2 separate regions of the Homo sapiens genome follow, and region 1 is linked to region 2. Evidence: chromatin contacts called from ENCODE Hi-C or POLR2A ChIA-PET data. All regions are on one chromosome and are shown on one strand. The core of a region is the stretch at or near the end of the contact, and the rest is flanking DNA. Distances in the headings are between cores, read along the strand shown. Region 1 holds the start of TIMM23 (translocase of inner mitochondrial membrane 23). Region 2 overlaps MARCHF8 (membrane associated ring-CH-type finger 8).

Evidence for each region. A loop is a pair of places that touch in the nucleus more often than their neighbours do. ChIA-PET counts read pairs that join two places held with the same protein, here RNA polymerase II (POLR2A). Pooled maps may share reads with other maps.
Region 1: a map with no recorded cell type shows a loop between it and region 2 (7-fold over the local background). The contact joins the promoter of TIMM23 here to the enhancer-like site in region 2. A Hi-C loop is called at or near these places in 4 of 37 single-sample maps with no recorded cell type and 9 of 50 pooled maps. POLR2A ChIA-PET finds 5 or more read pairs at or near these places in 1 of 52 experiments (PC-9).

The regions. Positions count from the first base shown.
Region 1 is chr10:45,969,643-45,974,893 of GRCh38, forward strand. TIMM23 (translocase of inner mitochondrial membrane 23) reads left to right here and starts at 2,847. Exons shown (of 7, transcript NM_006327.4): 1 at 2,847-3,088. The coding sequence starts at 2,983. It also overlaps the pseudogene PARGP1-AGAP4 and the pseudogene PARGP1. RefSeq lists enhancers at 2,331-3,021, 2,538-2,667.
Region 2 is chr10:45,458,109-45,463,552 of GRCh38, forward strand. MARCHF8 (membrane associated ring-CH-type finger 8) reads right to left here. Exons shown (of 8, transcript NM_001282866.2): 5 at 5,043-5,444; 6 at 3,123-3,303; 7 at 1,012-1,159; 8 at 1-435. The coding sequence ends at 131. Among named protein-coding and RNA genes, the nearest start is that of MARCHF8, 75 kb to the right of the region's middle. RefSeq lists an enhancer at 5,178-5,444. Within about 2 kb of position 2,548, at least 6 of the 41 ENCODE cell types and tissues checked have a DNase peak (open chromatin) inside an H3K27ac peak, as active enhancers do.

The sequences.
Region 1 (5,251 bases), core at 1,597-4,096, 510 kb after region 2:
CAAGTTCTCTGAAATCTACATCCTAAATTTTAAATCCATCCCTTCCTCATACTCTTTAAACACATCGCTTACTAGACAACTGCCATTTGTTTCTTGCAACTAGTCTCCCTGTCTACAGCCTTGACTATCCAGTGTTCTACAAACTACAAATGACCAGTCATTTTTCAATGAAATAACACAGACAATATAAGAATGCATCACACATAGAAAGATTAAGTATTATTTCATGAAACATTTATTTCAGTTATAAATATGGCTTATTTGCCAGGTTACATATATTTCTTACTCTGTGTACTGGATAAAATTTATGCTGTGGGTTGCAGTTAGGAAAGTCCAAAAGCCACTTTTCTAAAATATTAACCAAATGGTATTCCCACGCTTAAAAGCTTTTTAGTGGTTTCTCCATTAACCACAGAATAAGGTTGAAATTCCTTAAAATGGAATTTGAGTTTCTTCATAAGCTCCTGTCTGCCACCCAGCCTCATCAGACACTCCTCTGTCATCTTATGCTCCAGTCTTACCAACTTTTGCATGTCTTATTCCCTCTGCGTGTATAATTCTTTCTCCTCTTGATTTATACAGCAAATCTTCCTCATCCTTCAAGGCCTAGTGCAAGTCTACTTGGTACTGTCCCTAAGTTCGAAGACATCTAAGTGTACACTCTTCACCAGAGAACTGCCCGAGCTCTGCCCAGCCTCTTACACTGTTAATGAATGCATCCTTTTTGAAATGCTCTCCTTTGTCTGACACAACACGAGCCAGGCTTTCCTCCCACCTCTACAGCCGCTTCTCTTCAGTCTACTCTTAAACTTTGGTGTTCCTAAGGCTTCTGCCCTAGGTCACCTTTACTTTCTCTACATGTTTATGTTATCTATGCCCATAGCATCCATTATAATGTTTATGCCATGAACTCCCCAATCTACTTCTCCAGCACAGAAATATTTCTTCTCAAGTATCCCATTCTTTCATGAATCCATCCCCTTCCCTATTGCCAGCATCCAGGCCTAAGCTACAATTATTTCCAACCTAGATTAACTCCTTAACTGAGTCTTGATGCTCCACTTGAGTTCCTTTTCAATCCATTCTTTATTTTCCACACACCAGCCACACAGACTTTTCAACAAATAAATAAGTCTAATCAAGTCACTCCCCTACTAAAAACCCTTGAGTAGCTTATCAATGCCCTTAGAGTTCAAAATCCTTAGCAATGTCTACATATCCAATTTGATCTGACTTTTCTGTACCACCCTGCAGCCTCATCTCTCACACTCTCTTGCGTTCACTCTATATATCAATTGCACTCCTGTTTTTGTTTTGTTTTGTTTTGTTTTGTTTGAGGCGGAGTTTCGCTCTTGTTGCCCAGGCTGGAGTGCAATGGTGCCCTCTCGGCTCACTGCAACCTCCGCCTCCCGGATGCCAGTGATTCTCCTGCCTCACCTGCCTCAGCCTCCGGAGTAGCTGGGATTACAGTTGCCCGCCACCACGCTAGGCTAATTTTTTGTGTTTTTAGCAGAGACGGGGTTTCACCATATTGGTAAGGCTGGTCTTGAGCTCCTGACCTCAGGTGATCCACCCGCCCCGGCCTTCCAAAGCGCAGGGATTACAGGCAAAACCACCGCGCCCGGCCTCCATTGCACTCCTGAAACACTTCTTACTTCCTCTTCATCTAACTCCTACTCATTCTACAGTCCTCAGAATAAGCATCTCATCTTCTGGAGGACTATTTTCGATTCCATAAATTCAGTTAGGTAAAACAATCTGTCTTTCATCTATCAGAACATCCATTACCTTTTATTATATTAACTTTTGCTATCGTCTATCTCTCCAGATAGATTTTAAGGTATGAAGGCAGAGGCCAAGTTTCTCTCATTCAACACTGTATACCAGGGACGGGTACAATGCCAGCTTAGACTAATAGCTCTGCACCCTGGGACCCAGAATCTGCACAAGTGAAGTTGTTTTCTTCCTATCTAGAGGCTGAAGCGCCCTACTGTTTTACATACACAATTAGATCTCCTTGACGACTAAGGCAATTTCTCAATCAAACCTGAAGAAGCAAACAGGTGGTGGAGTCTCCTGCCATTTTCCGCCCTGTGAGTGACTGCTCATCAGAGTTTCTCACATCAATCGCACTGGGAAAAATGCGGCCCCATTCACCCACTAGTGGCTTTGGTAGCTCAGCAAGTGGACCTCAGAGTGATGATGCACACAAGACCAGAAAGGAGTGACTGGAGTCCCTGAGACCAGAAGGTTCGGGCCGAGGCGAAGGACAAAGATTTTTATTTTCCCACGTACCAAGCGAGGTGGCGCTGCCTCTGTGCTGTCCCGCCTGCCCTGGGACGCAGGCTGGCGAGGACGGTGGGACCCTGAACTGCACGTGAGCGTCCTTGGGGTCGAGGACGCGCCTCTGCCTGCTCGGAAAGCTCCGGGCGTCCGAAGCAGCCGGCGAAGTTGTAGCGGCGCCCCAGCGGGGTCGCTTGGTGCAGGGTTCACAGCCGGGGCCCGCATTCATGCTGGGACCAGCAGCGCACTGTCCCCGGGCCGGCCCCGGGCGGAGAGCCTCATTTCACTAACCTGAGAGAGATGGACTGCGCGTCCTTCTCAGCGCCTGCCTGCACCATTCCCTCTCTGCCGCTGCCTGCTTCTGCAATTGCTGATCCGCCGGCCTCCCAAGTCAGGCCGTAAACACTCGCCTGCTTTCTCTCTTCCACTGGCACCCCACCTGCCTCAATGCGCCGCTTTGATTCGGGATTCGTTCACTTTCCCACCACCGGAAAGCTGCCGTCAGGCGCTTCCAGCTTCCGGGGCGCACATTGCCGCAAAGCGGAAGTGTGGCGCTTAACGGGAACCGGCGCCCGGAAGGTCAGCGTGTGAAGTAGGCGCTGGCAACGCGGGGTTACCCGCTGTTATTGAGGAGTAACGGCCCAGCGGACCACCCAGGCTTGAGGCAGCGGCGGGAACCACTCGGTTTGCTGCGATACCATGGAAGGAGGCGGGGGAAGCGGCAACAAAACCACAGGGGGATTGGCCGGCTTTTTCGGAGCCGGCGGAGCAGGTTACTCGCACGCGGATTTGGCTGGCGTCCCGCGTAAGTATGGGGCCTAGCTTGCGATTATTTCTGACTGGTTTTTGCGTCTACACTAAGTTGCGCGTCCCATGTTTTATGTTGTTGTTTTTTTTTTCCTTGCTGGCATTTACAAGCTTAAGTACCAGTGGTGGGGTTAGTGTATCTGCATGGCTGCTCTTTCAAGATAGAAAGGCCTAAAAAAGGGCCACGGATCTCCTGGGGAAGCTGTCCGTGATTGACCTGGACTCGCGAGATGATGCATGTTTTCTTAGGTTTATATCCAAGCCTCCTACGTTTTGTGTGTGGTGGGCCGTGTGATTGACCCTTGATTAAGAGTAGAGCCGAGCTTTGGGAGTAAATGTATTCCAAATAGCAAGCCCGTAGTTAACTTTTTAGTACACAGCGACATATTCTGAGCCTCCAAGTAGCCGTCAGGGCAGAATATTCAGTAATATTGTTTGTAAGTGAGAAATAAATGACTTGGGACAGGCTAGGAAACCTTCTTTAGGAGCTAGGAAGTAAGCTGAACTTTAAAGGTGATATATAGACATGAAGAAAGAAGCCAGGTAAGAATTATAGAAACGGAAATAGGCAACATCAAGGTATACAGAGGCATAAATATCTTGCCTTTGCCTCTCCTCGGTCTTGTGAAAATGTTTTCCAGAACTTTGGTACTTTGTAACTGTGGTTGTTCAACTAGATAAATACAACTTGGACCTAAAGATAGGCAGTTGGTCGTGGATAAAGCCTTTACGAAAGTACTTTCTTTTTAGAGAATCCTTGTAATATTTCTCTAGGTATTTTATACTAAGGAACAACAACAACGAAATATGTTCAGACTGTAGTGCAAAAAAATATAAAAGACCTTTCATTTCCCTGGTGTCACCTTTGTCAAAAAACTGAATCTACAACACATGGTGTTTTGTTTCGTTTTTTTGTTTGTTTGTTTTTAGAGTCAGGACCTCGTTCTGTCACCCATATTGGGGTGCGGTGGCATGATTATAGTTCACTGAAGCCTCGCACTCCTGAGCTCAAACAATCCTCCCCTCTAAGCCTCCTAAGTAGCTGGGACTCTAGGTACGTACCACCACGCCTGGCTAATTTTTTTTTTTTTTTGACTTATTGTGGAGATGGGGTCTCCCTGTGTTGTCCAAGCTGGTCTCAAACTCTCGAACTCAGGCCATCCTCCTGTCTCGGCCTCCCAAAATGCTGGGATTCCTAGGCCTGAGCTACTACTTTACCTGTTTAGAACACAGTTTCATATTAATCTTAGTATCTCTGAGTTTCAGAGCACAAAGGGCATATACACTTCCTTAATGTGACAATATTGTTAAATTAATTTGATTAAGATTTGAAGGTAAATTGGGGGACCAGGGAATGAACACCATTTACTGAGCTTTTACAGTGTGCTAGCTACTTTTCTGGGGGCAGGACTATAGTGGTTTTTGTGGGGGTTTTTTTTGTTTTTTTTTGAAAAGAGGACTCTTGCGCTCACAGAGCTTACATAATACTGAGGTAAACCAACAAACATAAATTAAAACATTGCCGTTAGTGATAAGTGCTGTAAAGGGAATAAAGCAGAGTCTTGAGATTGTGATGGAAGCAGGATGCCATTTTAGAGCCGGTTAGGGAAAACATCTCAAGGGAGTTGACATTTGAGCTGTGACCCAAATACAGTACAAATGCTTGGGAGGCAAGTATCCAGGAAAATAGCTAGTGCAAATGTCCTGAAACAAAACAAATTTGGCAGGTTTAAGGAACAGCTCTTAGGCCAGTCTGTCTTCGTAGTTACAAGGGAGTTGGATCCATTGAAGTTTGTGAAATCAGAGAGGTAGGGAATGACAGCTAATGTAGGATTTTGTAAGTTATGGTAAGGAGTTTCGATTTTCTTAAGACAAATCACTGTAGTTGCTATGTAGACAGTGAATTGAAGGGGTAAGAGAAAGCAAGGAGTTAGGAAATTGTTGCTGTGAGATATGATGGTTGGACTAGGATGGTAGCAATAGAGAAGATAAGTAACACAATTCAAAATAGATATTAAAAATAGAACAAGCAGGACTCCTAATTGATGAAAAGATAGAGGCATGGGTGATGCATAGGTTTGTAAATAACTGCTGAGATACAGAAGGATCCAAAGATGATAGGTTTTACTGTTTTCAATGTTAGTGAATTCAGGTCTGGCCC
Region 2 (5,444 bases), core at 1,298-3,797:
GAGAAGCCACTATAAATAGTCACCTGTCCAGTCTATGCTATTAAAGGACATAAGAAAGGTATACAATTGGCAGTAAACAATTTCCTTCAGCTCTTCATGGATGTCCAGGAAAATGACAACCCGCACACAATCAGACGTGAATGATTTCTGCTCCAGTGTCTTCAGGCTCTGTGCAACAAGAAGAGTTTGTGTCGGAATGACAGATTCCATATCCATGTTTATTTTCAAAGTTGGGCTCTGTTAGTGGAGATTTTTCAAAAATATTCTTTTTGCTTGTTTCTGGACAGTTTTGAACATAGATCACTCTATTATAGGCCTTGAGTCTCTTCCACAATTGCACATACACTTTACACTGAACATACATAAAAAGAAGTCCTCCGGTGAAGCCGATGGCCACAACCACCAATTTAGTCCAAAAGGGCCATTCTAGGATTCCTGGAAGGGAAAAACTCAGCCTATTAGATTTTATTTAAGATATGAAGTAAAGAAAAACACAACTTCTGAACTTCCCATAATCAACTGATTCTTTGTTGTTGTTGTTGTTTTTTAAGAGATGGAGTCTTGCTATGTTGCCCAGGCTGGAGTGCAGTGGCTATTCACAGGTGTGATCATGGCACACTACAGCCTTGAACTCCTGAGCCTCAGCAATCCTCCATCCCTCAGCCTCAAGTATCTGGGGACCACAAGCCTGCACCACTGACCAATGGATTCACAACTCATCCAATGTTGCTCAGTCAAAGAAGAGTGGAAGACAGTGTCCAGCTACTTCCTGCTTTTATAGGATGTAGTTTGCGGAGATTCTCATGCTCCAGAATATGAACTCTCCTGACTGGGTTTCAAAAACTACCACCACAGCAAAAGAAATGCCAAAAAGGAGGCTAGTGCCTCCTAACTGATGTCCCTCCTCCGGAAACCCAGACGTTTTTGGCTAACTGGAAAATCCTCTGACCCCAGGACTCCTGTGAGCTATCCCGGCCCCCATGCTGAGCTTGCTCCAGCCTGAGAACTCACCTGTTGCCTGCCCCTGCTTGATCTCCTCAGCAGTACGGTCAATGAGCACATACAAGGACCAGACCACACATGTGATGGCAATGACGTGGAATGTCACTGAGCACATGATCTTCCTGCGCTCGCTGGACGTCATCTGCAACTTCTCCCACTAGAAAGACAACACAGAGTGTGAGGCTCAGGCTTCTGGGGAAGGGCTCCGGTGGGGTGAGAGCATTGTAGGTAGGTAAGATTGGCTTTCCACCCCACTTCTCCCTTCCCAAACTAGATGCATTCCCCCAAGTATTGTTCTCCTAAAACCACTTGGCTTCAACCAGGTACCAGGTGCAGCCAACTTTCTATGCAATGAAAAGAAGCCAGGATCAAGATGAATGCAGAACTACCATCAAAAATCCCCTTGTCTGCTTATTCTTGCAAGCAGACATAAGATGGCCTGATAAAGAATTCTATGATTTCAGTCCTAATGAAAACAGTATGTTGGCCCAGGACCCAGGTACTACGTTTTAAGTCTCCCTGATGTGCTGACTGGCATGGACGAGCGGAAGAAGAGGGTTGATGATGCCACAACACACTAGCAGATGGGTCACACTACATTGTGAAGGTGAATGGCAGAAGACGCTCACTCTTTGGTCCTTGCTACTTTGGCAGCAACAGCTCGAAATCGACGCTAAGAGTTCCTGGTACAAGCAGACTCTGCTAGTCCCATCTCCTCTAGGAGCTCATTAATTTACTCCAAATAGCCAGACTTTCTTTTTCATTTACTGGTTTCCGAATCAGGAGAAAACACATAAAGGTAGAGAGAAAGAACAATGTGTAAACACTCTGCACATATCCTTTGCCAACCCTAGTCACAGCCTCTTTCCAGATGAGTCTATGCAGGGTAGTTGAAAATAGAGCCTCAAGGACTTCCCATGTTGAGAGATTAGCATAGAGTAGGCACCCAATAAATTACAAGGTTTCTACTGGGCAAAACATTTTTTTAAGCAGTTTGCACAAGCCTTCTCTAAATCTGGTTGTTTTCTGCTGGGATTTTATACACTAGCAAGTTCCCTGGTCTTCCTACCTATAATACAGAGTCAGTGCCTCAGTGCCCCATGCTCCCTGCTACTTCCTACAACGCACGTAGCTTGACACCCTGTCAATGTTCACCTTCACCTTTCTAGGGTATGCTTTACTCCACAGACAGCCTGACCTCTCTAAACTCCTTGCACTCTGCCTCCAAATCCTAGTGATCCTTCAAGAACTGCTCTAAAACCCAAACACCCTATGAGGCTACCATCGCTCCACTTCCCCAGCACTCTAGCTCATAATGAGCATTTCCTTTTCTGAATGACTGTTATGCTCTACCAGCACACCATTTAGCATTTAATTGGCTAGTATTTGATTATGTGACTTATCTTGCAATTTATATATTAATGTTCTGAGATAGGAACAGTTTTTTATTCTTCCAGACAAAACCTTTTGTGCTGGGCATCTAGAGAGATATATGAAACAGTCAAAATTTAAACAGGAAGCCAGTGTGGCGGACAAAGCTCCTCTCAGAGGGAGCAGTGACATGGGCCTCCAGACAGCTGCGTGTCATGCAATGCCTGTGGGTCCTTTCTGAAGACAGTTGCACATCACGCAACGTTTGTGCTTCCTTTCTTTTCCCTATCCACCTACTCACACTCCCATCCAGCAAATAGTTATCATGGGTGTATACAAATAAATTTACTGTATGCTACACTGTGCTGGGTGCTGGGGAGATACTAATCTCCAACAGACAGTCCTAATCAGAGAAGCAGGACGTCAACAGTTAATATGTATAAAATTAGGTGCTAAGATATGTCACAAACAGTCTGTAGTCAAAGGCCAGAGGACTGACACCGACAAGCAAGCAGTCTTACTTTGAAGGGAAAAGAAGGATTATGAATGGTCAGAAAGAGCTTCTTCCTGAGAAGAGGGACTTGAAAATCAGCACCAGAAACAACAATCTCTACAATGCAAATGTAAGCACCAGCCCCAGCTTTTTAAGGAAATGAACGCAGGCAAGCCATGACCTCATGATCTGAGACACCAGCTTTCTGGGGGTCACTGGTTTCAGGAAGGGTGAAGCATCCCTTCCTCCCACGTACTTTTCTCAGTGGCTTCAGCTTGGTCTCCATGATGAACTCATACTTGCAGAGCTCGCAGCAGCGCGTGTCGGAGCTCTTGATCCACTGCTGCAGGCAGGCCTGGTGCACGAAGTGGAGGCTTCCTGTGCAGTGGCAGGGGGTGATCAGGGGGCTCTCATCATCTCCTTCACAGTGGCAGATCCTATGGTGGAAGGAAAACCTGTCATTCCAAGGACAGTCCCATGACAGGGAAGCTGACACTTCAGTGGCAGGTTAATCCCCCCAAAGGAAACTCAGAAACGAACATTACAGAAGTGACTATGGGCACAAAAACATACAAACACAAACGAAAACAATCACTACAAACTAAAAATGTCTAGCTTACCGCACCAACATGGAAAGTCTGGAGGGCATTTGGCAACAGAAAGGAAAAAACGATGTAAGAAATGACAAAGCTGTCATTTTTTGGTAAGAAATAAGAACTTCACTGAAAGATGAATTTAAAGCAACATGGAATCATTTTCCAGAACATAAGATGGTAAAATAATTAGAGGGAAAATTTCTATGTAAAACAAAACCTGCATTCCAACATCCAAAAATACCAGTGACCTTAAATGACGTTTGCTTTTTAGCTATAATCACTGACTTTACCTTCATACCCCACAACTACACATTTCTGTCGTCTCTCAGCAAGTAAACAAAGATGACAGTACCTCTCTCCTAGACCTAAAAAACTCACCATTACAAGATGCTGCAATTTCATCTCTTTTTCTTGGGACCACTAATAGCAATAAGTGAGAAATTAATTTGAAAGCACTCTCTATTTCCAAGGAAGTATGCAACAAGGTGTAGCTACTAGCCTGAAGGAACTTAACAGGCTTTTAAGAAACAGAGGGGTCTTTTCCAGCAGCTAGAGAACAGGTTGGGGCACTCGTCCTGGAAGGAGCCAGGCTCTCAGGCTGTTTTAGTGAGGGGATCTCTGATCCAAATGTTAGAAATGATGACAGCTGGCACTAAGGAGCGGAGACTGGAGAAAGGTCAGAATGAGGAGGGCACAAGAGTCATGACAAAAAGTGAATTATGGAGGCCAGACAAGGATGCTGCACAAGGGAAGATAAAGGGGGGAAACAGAGTTAGGATGGGACATAGGTGGCTACACCTCAGTTAAAAAGAAGGAAGGAAGGAGCTACTGGAGAACAGCCAGTCCCCACACACCTTTTGGGGGTAGGTAGGGAGCAAGGGTTAAAAAAGAGGCTGGGAGATGCAACAATGCTTAAAATCTGGACCATCAGGCTGGAAAACTGAAGATACTAGTTTCTTTCTTCCAGTTTCTTTATGCAAAGTCTACTTATTTTTAGTTTAGAAGAGTCAGCTTGGCCTTTAATATGTGTAGCTTCTTCCTCTTTTTTTTTTTGTTTTGTTTTGTTTTTTTTTAGACAGAGTTTCACTCTTGTTGCCCAGGCTGGAGTGCAATGGCGCAATCTTGGCTCACTGCAACCTCCGCCTCCCGGGTTCAAGCAATTCTCCTGCCTCAGCCTCCTGAGTAGCTGGGATTACAGGCGCCCGCCACCACGCCCGGCTAATTTTTGTATTTTTAGTAGAGACGGGGTTTCGCCACGTTGGCCAAGCTGGTCTCAAACTCCTGACCTCAGGTGATCCACCCGCCTCAGCCTCCCAAAGTGCTGGGATTACAGGCGTGAGCCACTGCGCCCAGCCAGCTTCTTCCTCTTTTATCATTTGTAAAACTATCTTGGGACTCACATCATAAAAATTAAGTTTTTCAAACGATATTGATACTCCATTCTTCTGGAGAAAACCATCAACCCACAACTGGTTACAACTTCCTATTACTTCATTTTCCTGAAACTTCACATACTAAAGCAAGAGGAGGTTCCTGATGCGAGCAGAGATGGCTAGAATGGCACTTCCTGGCAAACCAACCTGCAGACATCCCCTGACGTGGACACGGGAGATATGGGGGGTAATTTTTCAGAGAAGGGAGAAGGACAATCCAGGTCGCTGTCCTTTTCCGTGGAGCAGAGGGGCGCCCGCAGAACCCTACTCTTCAGTTTTGCAGATGTGCTGTCCTCAAAGACATCGTCGTCTCCCATCTCGTCAGAGCAGAAGCCCATACTCCCTGCCAGCCCGCTGGAGGACTTGGCAGTGTGCAGGCGAGCAGCGCAGCTCTCCAGCTCATGGAACCTGTGCAGGCTGCTGGCGCTCAAGCCGTGCGAGAGTGAGAACAGGTACTGGAGCAGTTGCCGGCTTCGGGACGTGGCCTCACCATCCGCCTTCTCTTCCAGCAGCAGGCCGGGCCTGCCCCCCTTGCCAGCTTCCACCTCT